2 separate regions of the Homo sapiens genome follow, and region 1 is linked to region 2. A link is a contact called in ENCODE Hi-C or POLR2A ChIA-PET data. All regions are on one chromosome and are shown on one strand. Each heading gives the region's core, a stretch centred on a gene start or an enhancer-like site at or near the end of the contact. The rest is flanking DNA. Distances are from core to core; before and after follow the strand shown.

What was found. Hi-C counts contacts between places; a loop is a spot of excess contacts on that map. ChIA-PET counts read pairs that join two places held with the same protein, here RNA polymerase II (POLR2A). Pooled maps may share reads with other maps.
Region 1: a map of posterior cingulate gyrus shows a loop between it and region 2 (14-fold over the local background). The contact joins two enhancer-like sites. A Hi-C loop is called at or near these places in 9 of 168 maps with a recorded cell type or tissue (dorsolateral prefrontal cortex, heart left ventricle, heart right ventricle and 4 more), 1 of 37 single-sample maps with no recorded cell type and 3 of 50 pooled maps. POLR2A ChIA-PET finds 5 or more read pairs at or near these places in 2 of 52 experiments (OCI-LY7 and WTC11).

What each region holds. Positions count from the first base shown.
Region 1 is chr15:68,644,463-68,649,445 of GRCh38, reverse strand. It overlaps CORO2B (coronin 2B), which reads right to left. Exons shown (of 12, transcript NM_006091.5): 2 at 4,086-4,286. Among named protein-coding and RNA genes, the nearest start is that of CORO2B, 68 kb to the right of the region's middle. Within about 2 kb of position 3,150, at least 2 of the 41 ENCODE cell types and tissues checked have a DNase peak (open chromatin) inside an H3K27ac peak, as active enhancers do.
Region 2 is chr15:68,598,234-68,603,702 of GRCh38, reverse strand. The region is part of intron 1 of CORO2B (coronin 2B); the gene reads right to left. Among named protein-coding and RNA genes, the nearest start is that of CORO2B, 22 kb to the right of the region's middle. RefSeq lists enhancers at 1,676-2,235, 3,440-4,019. Within about 2 kb of position 1,765, at least 3 of the 41 ENCODE cell types and tissues checked have a DNase peak (open chromatin) inside an H3K27ac peak, as active enhancers do.

The DNA.
Region 1 (4,983 bases), core at 1,901-4,400, 44 kb before region 2:
TTAATGATGGACCTGCAGGTTGTTTCCAACCTTTCACTATCATAAAATTGCTACACAATCACTCAGTACTCATGTAAAGTGAAAACTTCTTGAAATGAGAGAAAACAACAGAAATCAATTGGTAGTGTGAGTGGTCACAATAAGTCCATGATTAATCAAGTTAAATAAAATATATTACAGCACGTGAACAAATAAAGTTGAAAAAAGATATATATCAAATACACCTGATATGTATATATATAGCATATTTCTATATATAGACATACTCTGTAAAGAACACGTTCTTTTCTGCTGTCCATGAAGTGTTTACAAAGTGTGATCATATTCCAGACCAGTGCTACTGACAGTGTAAAACATTTTGTTACCATTACAGAAATTGAGAGGAAGCGTTTAGAAACGTTTAAGCAATTTGACAGAGAAACTTTATTTTTATTGAATATAATTTAAAAATTGAGGCTTGTAAAAATAATCGAGTACTAAAAAATGCTGCACACGTATTTTTTAAATACACTTGAGAATATTTCTGTAGGATGAATTCCTAGAGTGGAATTGCTAGGTCAGTAGACATGCATCTTTAAATATTAGTAGAAATTGCCAACTTGCCTCATTTACGTCTTACGAAGAGTGTATTTGAGCACCTGCTCTCTCACACCTTTGGCAATACTGATGATTATTACTCTTTTAAATCTTTTCCAATTAGTAGGTTAAAATATATATTTTGCCTTCTGTGAATTGCTTATTCATATCTTTTGCCTTTCTTCCTTTCTCTCTCTCTTTCTCTCTCTTTCTTTTTTTTGAGACGGAGTCTCGCTCTGTGGCCCAGGCTGGAGTGCACTGGCGCAATCTTGGCTCACTGCAAGCTCCACCTCCTGGGTTCACACCATTCTCCCACCTCAGCCTCCCAAGTAGCTGGGACTACAGGCGCCCGCCACCAGACCTGGCTAATTTTGTTTTTGTATTTTTAGTAGAGATAGGGTTTCACCATGTTAGCCAGGATGGTCTTGATCTCCTGACCTTGTGATCCACCCGCCTCTGCCTCCCAAAGTGCTGGGATTACAGGCGTGAGCCACTGCACCCGGCCTTTTGTTTCTTTCTTTCGTTTTTTTTTTTTTTTTAGCTGGAATCTTGTTCTGTCACCCAGGCTGGAGTGCAGTAGCGCAATCTCGCCCACTGCAACCTCTGCCTCCCGGGTTCAAGCAATTCTCCTGTCTCAGCCTCCCAAGTAGCTGGGACTACAGGCACATGCCATCATGCCCAGCTAATTTTTGTATTTTTAGTAGAGGCGGGGTTTCACCATATTGGTCAGGCTGGTTTCAAACTCCTAAACTCAGGTGATCCACCCACCTCGGCCTCCCAAAGTGCTGGGATTATAGGCGTGAGCCACCATGCCCAGACTCTTTTTTTTTTTTTTTTTTTGAGAGACAGGATCTTTCTCCGTTGCCCAGGGTGGAGTGCAGGGGAGTGATCATAGCTCACTGCAGCCTCCAATTCCTGGGTTCAAGCAATGCTCCCACCTCAGCCTCCCAAGTAGCTGGGACTTCAGGGCAAGCCATCATGCTCGGCTAATTTTTTTCTTTTTTTTTTTTTTAATTTGTAGAAACAGGGTCTCAGGGCCTCACTATGTTGCCCAGACTGGTCTCAAACTCCTGGGGTTAAGTGATCTTCCTGCCTTGGCCTCCCAAAGTGTTGGGATTACAGGCGTGAGCCACGGCACCTGGCCCCAGTCCCTTCTTTCTTTCTTTCTTTTTTTTTTTTTGAGATGGAGTTTCGATCTTGTTGCCCAGGCTGGAGTGCAATGGCACAATTTCAGCTCACCACAACCCCCGCCTCCCAGGTTCAAGCGATTCCCCTGCCTCAGCCTCCAGAGCAGCCGGAATTACAGGCATGTGCCACCACGCCTGGCTAATTTTGTATTTTTAGTAGAGACGGAGTTTCTCCATGTTGGTCAGGCTAGCCTCAAACTCTCGACCTCAGGTGATCTGCCTGCCTTGGCCTCCCAAAGTGCTAGGATTACAGACGTGAGCCACCGTGTCCGGTCGGGTTCTTTTTCTTGTTAATTTTTCTGGAACTCTTTATATATTCTTCACAGGAATACTTTGTCTATTATATATTGCAAATATTGTAGTCAAGTATGTGGCTTGAGTTTTCATTTTGTTTAGGTGCCTCATTGTAATACAGAAACTGTCTTTTAAAAATTTATTCTAACCTATTCATTTCCTTTATGATTTGGGGGATTCCTGGCTTTCTTAGGAAGCCTTTCTTCATTGCATGATTTTAAACATGCACTCCATTTTCCTCTAATACACATGTAGCTTTTCTTATTTTAAATGTTTAGATCTTTAATGCATCTGGAATTAATTTTTGTCATGATGTGAGGTATTGCTTGTTGACCCTTGTGAGCCTAAAGTGGAGCATGGCAGGGTGCCGGCGATAGGTTTGAGCCTCAGTAAGAACCAGCCCACATGTTCCTGGGGACCTGCAGGCCTGGATGGATGGAGCTGAGTGCGTCCCTGAGGCAACAGTGATCGGAGGCCATCTGATTCAGGAGGGAAGGGAAGCTGCATTTGAGGATCCTTCCGAATGTGTTAGAGCTGCTGTGAGCCTTTGCCAAGTTGACCAGCATAGTGGATAACTTCCCCAAAAAAGTAACCAAACATCCTTAACATGTTGTGTGGTTCACTAGGAGCTTCACATCTATTATCTCACTTAAGGCCAACATGACAGATGTAGGCAGAGGAGGATTTCTGATCCTGCTTTTACCATTACAGGAAAATAAGGGTCAGAGAGGTGAAGTGACATGCACACGGTCCCAAGTCTGGCAAGGGCAGAACCCAGACCTCCCGCCATCAAGTGCATGCTCCTTGGACCTCTCTGTGCATCAGGCTCTGTCCTCAGTGTCCCTGCAGCTGCCCCTCTGATGGAGAGGAAGATCTGGTCTAAGCCTTTTCCAAATCTGTGCTCCCCCACTGTGGGTAGGAGAGACTGGAAAAATCCATCCTCCACCACCAGCTGACAGTGAATTTTGAGAACCAAGGCTTCCTTCCACATGCACCTCTTCCTCCCCCTGAGCGATTTGGCGGAGGGTGGGAGTGGGGATGAGTCAGGCTGGGAAGGGGGAACTCAGCCATAAACAAGTGGGACTGACAGCAAGCACTTTCCCTGAAGCGCGTGACCTCCCACGGGCCTCTGGGGACTCCGCCTGAGTGGCTATGGCTTAAAAATTTCATGATCTAGGTTTTTCAGATTTAATCTGTTATATTCACGTAAGCAGCTGCAGAAAGGGGAAAATCTTTAGATAGGAGGTGGGGGATGGGGAAGAAGGTAAATTATTTCCAGTCTCTCAGTAGAGAGCAATTAAAAAAAAAATGAGTGGGCCAGGTGCAGTGGCTCATGCCTGTAATCCCAGCACTTTGGGAGGCCAAGGTGGGCAGATCACCTGAGGTCAGGATTTCGAGACCAGCCTGACCAACATGGTGAAACCCCATCTCTACTGAAAATACAAAAATTAGCTGGGCGTGGTGGCACGTGCCTGCAATCCCAGCTTCTCGGGAGGCTGAGGCAGGAGAATCGCTTGAACCTGGGAGGCAGAGGTTGCAGTGAGCCGAGATCGCGCCATTGAACTTCAGCCTGGACGACAGAGCAAGACTCCATCTCAAAAAAAAAAAATTGTATAATTTTTGCAGATGCTCAATGTATAATACCTATGGCTAGGTCTTCATCCCTTCCGGCTCCAAACCAAGAGGACACTCAGGACACAGAGTGGTAGAGCTAGACTTGGTCTTGGAGATCAGAGTGTTCCACTCCCTCAGGGAATGGAACCTTGTGTACACCAAGGGAGTGGCTTGTCCAAGTGCATACCTTTAGGCAAGCTCTGGAAAGAGATCTCAGGTCTCCTGGATCCAGGTCCTGCACTTGTTCTGTTGAATCTCAGGAAAACCCTAAAGAAGGCATAGCCACTAGATGCTTGATGAGGAAGTAAAAGGTGGGAACTCAGAGAGAAGTAGGGTCAACAGGCCTAAGAGAGACCAAGGAGGGCTCCTCTCTGCCCTGGAGCTGCAGCTGGAGTGAAGGTAGGGGCCACCTACCTGCTCCAGGGGGATGACGAGGAAGGAGCCGCCCCCTGCGCTCTCGGTGACGATGGCCAGGAAGCGGGTGTTGACGGCACAGAAGTGGTTGTCGTGCACATTCTTGGTGATGGGGATCCCATCGAAGCAGTGCTCCCGGTTGGCCACCTTCCCGTAGACATTCCGGAACTTGGAGCTACGGTATTGCGGACGCCAGGACATCTGTGAGGGGCCAGGAGAGACAAGGGTCAGGCTGGGCCCTGTGCCATGAAGGGCCTCGGCTGGGCTCTTGGGGGAGGGAAGCTGCGGCTCAGAGGTGCAGCAGGTGAGCAGGCCCTGGGTCCCCTGTCAGGAAGAGATGGAAAGGAAGAAGCATCCAAGAATTCAGGGCACACTCATATGCCCAGCCCGTTCTAGTGGGTTTCATCTTTTAATAAAGTCTTACAAAAACAAAGATTGGCATAGGAGCTTTTGGTACACATGCCCACCCCACTTTCTAGAAAGGTTGTAGGGTCCTTTTACTACCCAGGAACCTATCATGTGATAGAGCGAAGCAAGAACACATACAGACTCCCTCCTGAGTATCTGGAACTGTGCTCGGTTCAGCATGGGAGATGCGGACAGCAGAGGCCAGTGTTTACCAAGATTGAGGACAGGGCCCACAGCAGGAGTGGGGTGGGGAGATGTCTCTCCACGTGCAAGAAGGCAACCCCCCATCCACTGTCATCCCCTCGGATTCTCTAGTGTTTCTAATCCACAGGTACACCCTCAGAAATCTCTGAGTCCTGGATATTATCATCATATCATCAGGCACAGAGAGGTTAAGTGACTTGTCCAAGGCTACACAGCTAAGTAGGGCCATGAACATAGGTCTCCTGACTGGAAATCCAAGACTCCTCCTATGCCAGATTACCCTTTG
Region 2 (5,469 bases), core at 516-3,015:
GTGTCCTCTGTGCAGATGCGGAGAGAGTGAGCTCTCTGGTGTCTATTTTCTTATAAGGACACCAGTCCTACTGGGCCAGGGCTCTGCCTTTATGACCTCATTTACCCTGAATTATCTCTTTAAAGGCCCTGTCTCCAAACACACTGGGGGTTAGGGCTTCAACATATGAATTAGGGGGATACAATTCAGCCCACAGCACCATGTCACCCTAACTCTGCCCTAAACACATGGACTCCTTGACATCTGCTGATGACCTCGCACTGTTGCTGCAGTTTGTCCTCCACGAAGGCTCCTCTGTCTCAGGCCTCACACTAGTATGATTAGCAAGTGTGTTTTTTTAAGATAATAATTATTTGGAGGTTACAGGCCAACTTTCGCTCATCTGTGCATACCCTCCCATCCATCCACTCGTTCATTCATTCAATTCATTTATTTGTTTGACAACACAGTCATCCAGCAACTAGTTTAGTAAGCACCTACTGCGACCACGTACTGTGTTAGCCCTGGGACTTCCATGGCGTGTAAGACACAGTGGACAATTCTGCATCCTAATTCCAGCCAACCTACCCACTTCTCTCTCCATCTGTCTTACTCTCTCACCCCAGGCAACCAATGTCTCTCACCTCCTATCCTAACAGACCGTTGACAGACCCATCCTTGAGCAGGGGGCTCTTTGACACCTTCCTGCTCAGGGGAAACAGATGGTGTTAAGCCAGTGTGGAAGCTGTTTCTAGGCAAGGGATTGCAAAGCTGTGTGTCCACCCCCTGCCCCAAGAAAACAAAATTATATATATCCCAACCAGGGAAACACGTGTGCTTGCAAGATTCGTACAGGCAGTCCCTCTTTTCCCAGGAAACAGGCTTGCTTCCACGAGACATTTTTATTAGAAAACAGAGAGGAATTGCTTCTTAGTGTTCTCAGGAAGAAAGTGGGTGTTGCACATTGCACAGAACCTCCTTCACTGATGTAGAGAACTATGAAACTGGCAGTCACACCTCACATCTATCATCCCTACCTCAAGGGGGGGCAATAAACGGAAGGGAAACCCCAGAGCAGGCAGAGCTATGGGGGCTCCCACCAGCCAGGCTGATCAGAGCCCTGGGAACCGTGGAGGTTACAGCTGGATCCTGTTTAACATAGTACACGATAGGGAGAGGCGGTTAAAGACACAGCAAGAGCGCTTTTTGCTCATCTCTCTCTTAGTGACCTAAAATTTCCATATCAAAGTGAATTACAACATGTAGGTAAAACGTGTGTGTGTGTGTGTGTGTGTGTGTGTGTGTGTGTGTGTGTGATCAGCCCCTAATTTGGGCAGGACCAAATATCTCAATCATGGCAAAACCCTTCCTGTCTCCCAATTCTTCCCTTCCACAGCACCAAGAGTGTTTAAAAAAAATTATTTCTACTAATCAAAAAAATACATGTCAGAGTGGTCTTTTAAAACATAAACCTAGTGTCATTCCCCGGAATAAAGCCAGTCAGCAGTTCCCCCCACTCCCACTTCAGGACCAAGTCCGTGGTCCTTGCGAATGGGATTATGATGGCTGCTGTGATTTGAATGTGTCTCCACCAGAACTCAGACGGTGCCAATGTGATAGTATTCGAGGCAGATCCTTTCAGAGGTGATTAGGCCATGAGGGCTCCTCCCTGGTGAATGGGATTAAGGCATTTATTTAAAAAAAAAAAAAAAAAAGCCTTCCCATCGTGTTTGGCCTTCTGCCTTCTGCCTTCCGCCATGCTGGGACACAGTGATCCTCCCCCTCTGGAGGATGCAGCTCTTGCCAAACAAAAGAACTTGCTGATGACTTGATCTTGGACTTCCCAGGCTCCACGGCTATGAGAAATCAATTTCTGTTCTTTATAAATGGCTCAGGTGTTTTATTACAGCAGCACAGAGGGACTAAGACAATAGCCCTCCCAGGCCTGGGCCCTGCCCCAGCACCACTAAGCCCCAGCTGCACTCAACTTCTTTCTGCTCCTCAAAGCCCTCATTTCTTCTCCGGCCTTCGCACACACAGCCATTCCCTTGACCTCAGCCACGCTTCCTAGCTGTTCTCTTGGCCAAATCCTCCTCTTCCTTCACATCTCTGCTTCCAGGCCACCCCTGGGGCAGGCCTTCTGATGCCCCGACACTGTGTGGCTGCTGCTCCTCCAGGCCCCCACAGGCACCCTCATCCTAGCCCTCCTCGCACTGCACGCTCATGGCCGCAATCCCCACCTCACACCACTCTTGACTGTAAGCTCCGTGCAGGCTGAGGCCTCTGCCACACTTACCGTTTTATCCTCGGTGCCTACCGAAAGGCACAGCACCTGACAACGCTCAGAGGATGCTGGCTGAATGAGGCCCAGGGACGGGTGGAACCCTCAACCTCCCAGTGCTGCCAACCCCATCCTGTCCCCGCCTGCCGCCCTGGAGCCCAGCGGCAGTATCTCAACCATCTCTACATCCCAGGGCCTGGCACAGAGCTTGGCACTCAAGCCAAGAAATGTTCAAGAAACGTTTGCTGCACTAAGGGGAGAGGGTGTGGAGGAGCGAGGAGAGAATGCGGCTTTCTGGACAGCTTTTCCAATGGCTACCTCTACCTGTCAACCATTCACACACCCACAAAACCTGCATGCCACCCCATCCCCATCGAGGGAGGCACACACACCACAGGAGTGCCCCTGCCTTAAAGGCTGGCTAGGAGGTGTCCTCTCCCTTTTAATTAAAAGTCAGACAGGCAGCCTCCTCCCTACTCATTCCTCTCTCTCCGGTCATTTCTAGAAACCGAGAATCAGCAGGACAGCCGGGAAGGTGGTGTTGTGGTTGTGGGGAAATTGCTGGGTTTGCATCTCTCCCTCCTCACCTTCCTCCCACGCTTCTTGTCTCCCCGTGGGGGACCAGACTGAGGGGCTCAAGGGCCAGGAAGCTGGAGGCTGGGCCAGGGCTGTCCCATTTACTGTTTTCATTTCCTCAAATGTCCTTTTCTTCTCCACATCTTCCCCAAAGGCCTGGTTTTAGGGCATTCCCTCTTCCTTAGATAGGGAAGGCAAAGTGTCTGCCCACTGGTCGGCACCCATGGTCATAGTGGGCACAAGGGTATCTGAAGGCCCCAAAAGCCACATCCACAGAAAAGACCCCCCAGCCTGGGTCCGGGGGTGGGACGGAGTTCAGAGAGAGGCTGTTAACAAAGACCGCTTTGTCTTTCCGACTAAGTCCTACAGGTACCCAGGTCTAGGACCCCAGAGAGGAGGGCAGCGGTGGTTATCCATGCTGGAGGAGCTTGTCTGCTGGTGGGAAGGGAGCATAGTGTGTACTCAGGGAAGTCCACTCCTTGGCAGATTGTGCTGAAAAATGTCCCTGGCTCACAAACCAAGCACAGTGGCAGAATGGGGCTGGGAAAGATGCAAACATTGAGGAAGGCTTCCTGGAGGAGGTGACACTGGAGCCAGGCCTCCACGGAGGAGTGCAATTTTCACATTTTAGAAAGATTTGCAAAACAACAGCACTTAGGCTATTGGAATTTGATGTGCTGTGTGTGTGGTTTTTAGATGGAGGCTTGTTTGTTTGTTGAAGAAATCTTCAGCCAACAATAAGGCTGTGGGATCATCCATCTGCAAGTATCTTTTATCCCTGAAGCACTGAGACAGACTGGAGGCTACACACAGAAACTGTCTCTACTCCCTCTGCCAGCCCCAGGTCCCCTCTGGAGGGGGCCTACCCCAAGCAGCAGGGACAGCAGCAGCAGTCCACACCAAGGGGTGGGAGGGGCATGCCTCCTAGCCAGTCTCCAAGGACGCAGTTCATTATGATGCATCCTCGTTGCCATGGAGACCCCAGGCCCACAGAGCCTGGCTAATAGTCCCTGAATTCACTCAGGCCTCGAGCACAATTAGACAAGATTAATTTTTGAGTCACAGCATAATGAGACCCGGATGTCCGGAAAGCATGTGGCAGCCTCCCAGGGGAGGGGAGAGCCTGGGGAGGGCACACTACTGTCATGAGGTCACCAGGGCACTGCCTCTCTTGGGTGGAAGGTCTGAGGGGCAGTGGAGAGTGCATTCCCTCCTTTAGAATTCCTCAAGGGCAACCCAGATCTGTCTGGGCAGCGTGGGGGTGGGGCAATTGAAGAAAGGAAGAATAAGCTCCCTATATCCGTCTCAGGCCCTTGTGGGGACAGAGTTGGGTGGCTTTATTCTGCTCCCTCTGATGAATTTGCCAACGAATGCATCTTATATGGCTGAAGCTATGACGCATGCACAGAATAGATTCTTATATCCATGCAAAAAATATAAATACATCATTCAAAAACCTGTAATTGAACATCTATAGGGCCAGGCACAGCAGGAGCACCCAATGGGATCTGTGGCGCGACACGCTCCCTCCCACTCAGGGCATGGGGCTTGCCCTCTGGCAGGAGAGACAAGACATGTTCAGATATAACTATCTCATCAGAGCAGTGGCATGAGAAGGATAGAGTTTGGAGCAAGGAGAGATCAGAGAAGGCTCTGTGGAGGAGGTCGCACTTTGGGCTTTGAAAGCAGGAATCAGACTTTTCAAGTAGAGAGGGAGCAGAAAAGCAGAGGTTGAGTTTGGGGGCAGCAAGCCGACCAGTGTCTGGTTTGGGCAGGGGCCAAGGAGGTAAATGGTGGCCAGAGAGTGAAGGCTTTGAATGCCCAGCCAAGTGGTTTGGGCAGGGCCGAGCCAAAGGATGGGGCGACAGGCTCTAGGAATACAGGCTGGTGGATCCCCTAACCCCTAGCCTCACTCTCCTAGTCCAGACCAGCTCCAGACCCAGCTTGGGCCTGTTCCCAGGACAGACTCACAGCATGGCTGCCCCAGCTCCCATCCCCACCAGCTTCCCGCAAGCAGAGTCACTCTTCCAGGCCTCAGGAGAGTCTGGACAGAACAGAAACTTTCTTTTGGCAGCGTTTCTGTACAAACCCCCAGATTTCTAAACAAAGTCCAGTTAGCAGATCAGCTCCTTGGTGCCCAGCAAAGAGATGGGAAGGCACAGAGGAGAGCTAGGTTTGCGGTAGAATTAAAACTCCAAAGTGAGGAGCTGGGGAGAGTACGCTGCTGCAGAGGGGCGTTCAAGGCCAAGCGGGCTCCAGGGCAGGAATGGAGTCTGGAGACAGGCATGCTGGTGCTCACCAGGGACTGGCTTCTCTAGTCTAGGGTGTGAACTCCTTCTGGCTTCTCTCAGGTTGAGTCCTTTTTTAGAAAGCAGGCCTACTCTCTAGAGAAAATTGGACTGCTGCCCTTGGATCATTTTTTCCCCAGAAGGTTACTATTAGTAAAAATCACTGACCACGCAAAATAGAGAAGCAGAGACAGCAGAACTTCCCATTTATCTCCACCCCCTACCAAAGCACACGCTTACGTGCACACACACAGCAGTTCTAGGAGGGTTTAGCAATGCTAAAATCCTAAAACCCACATGGCCTGGGCCAGGAACCAGCTCAGTTCCCTGAGAGCCGGGACACCC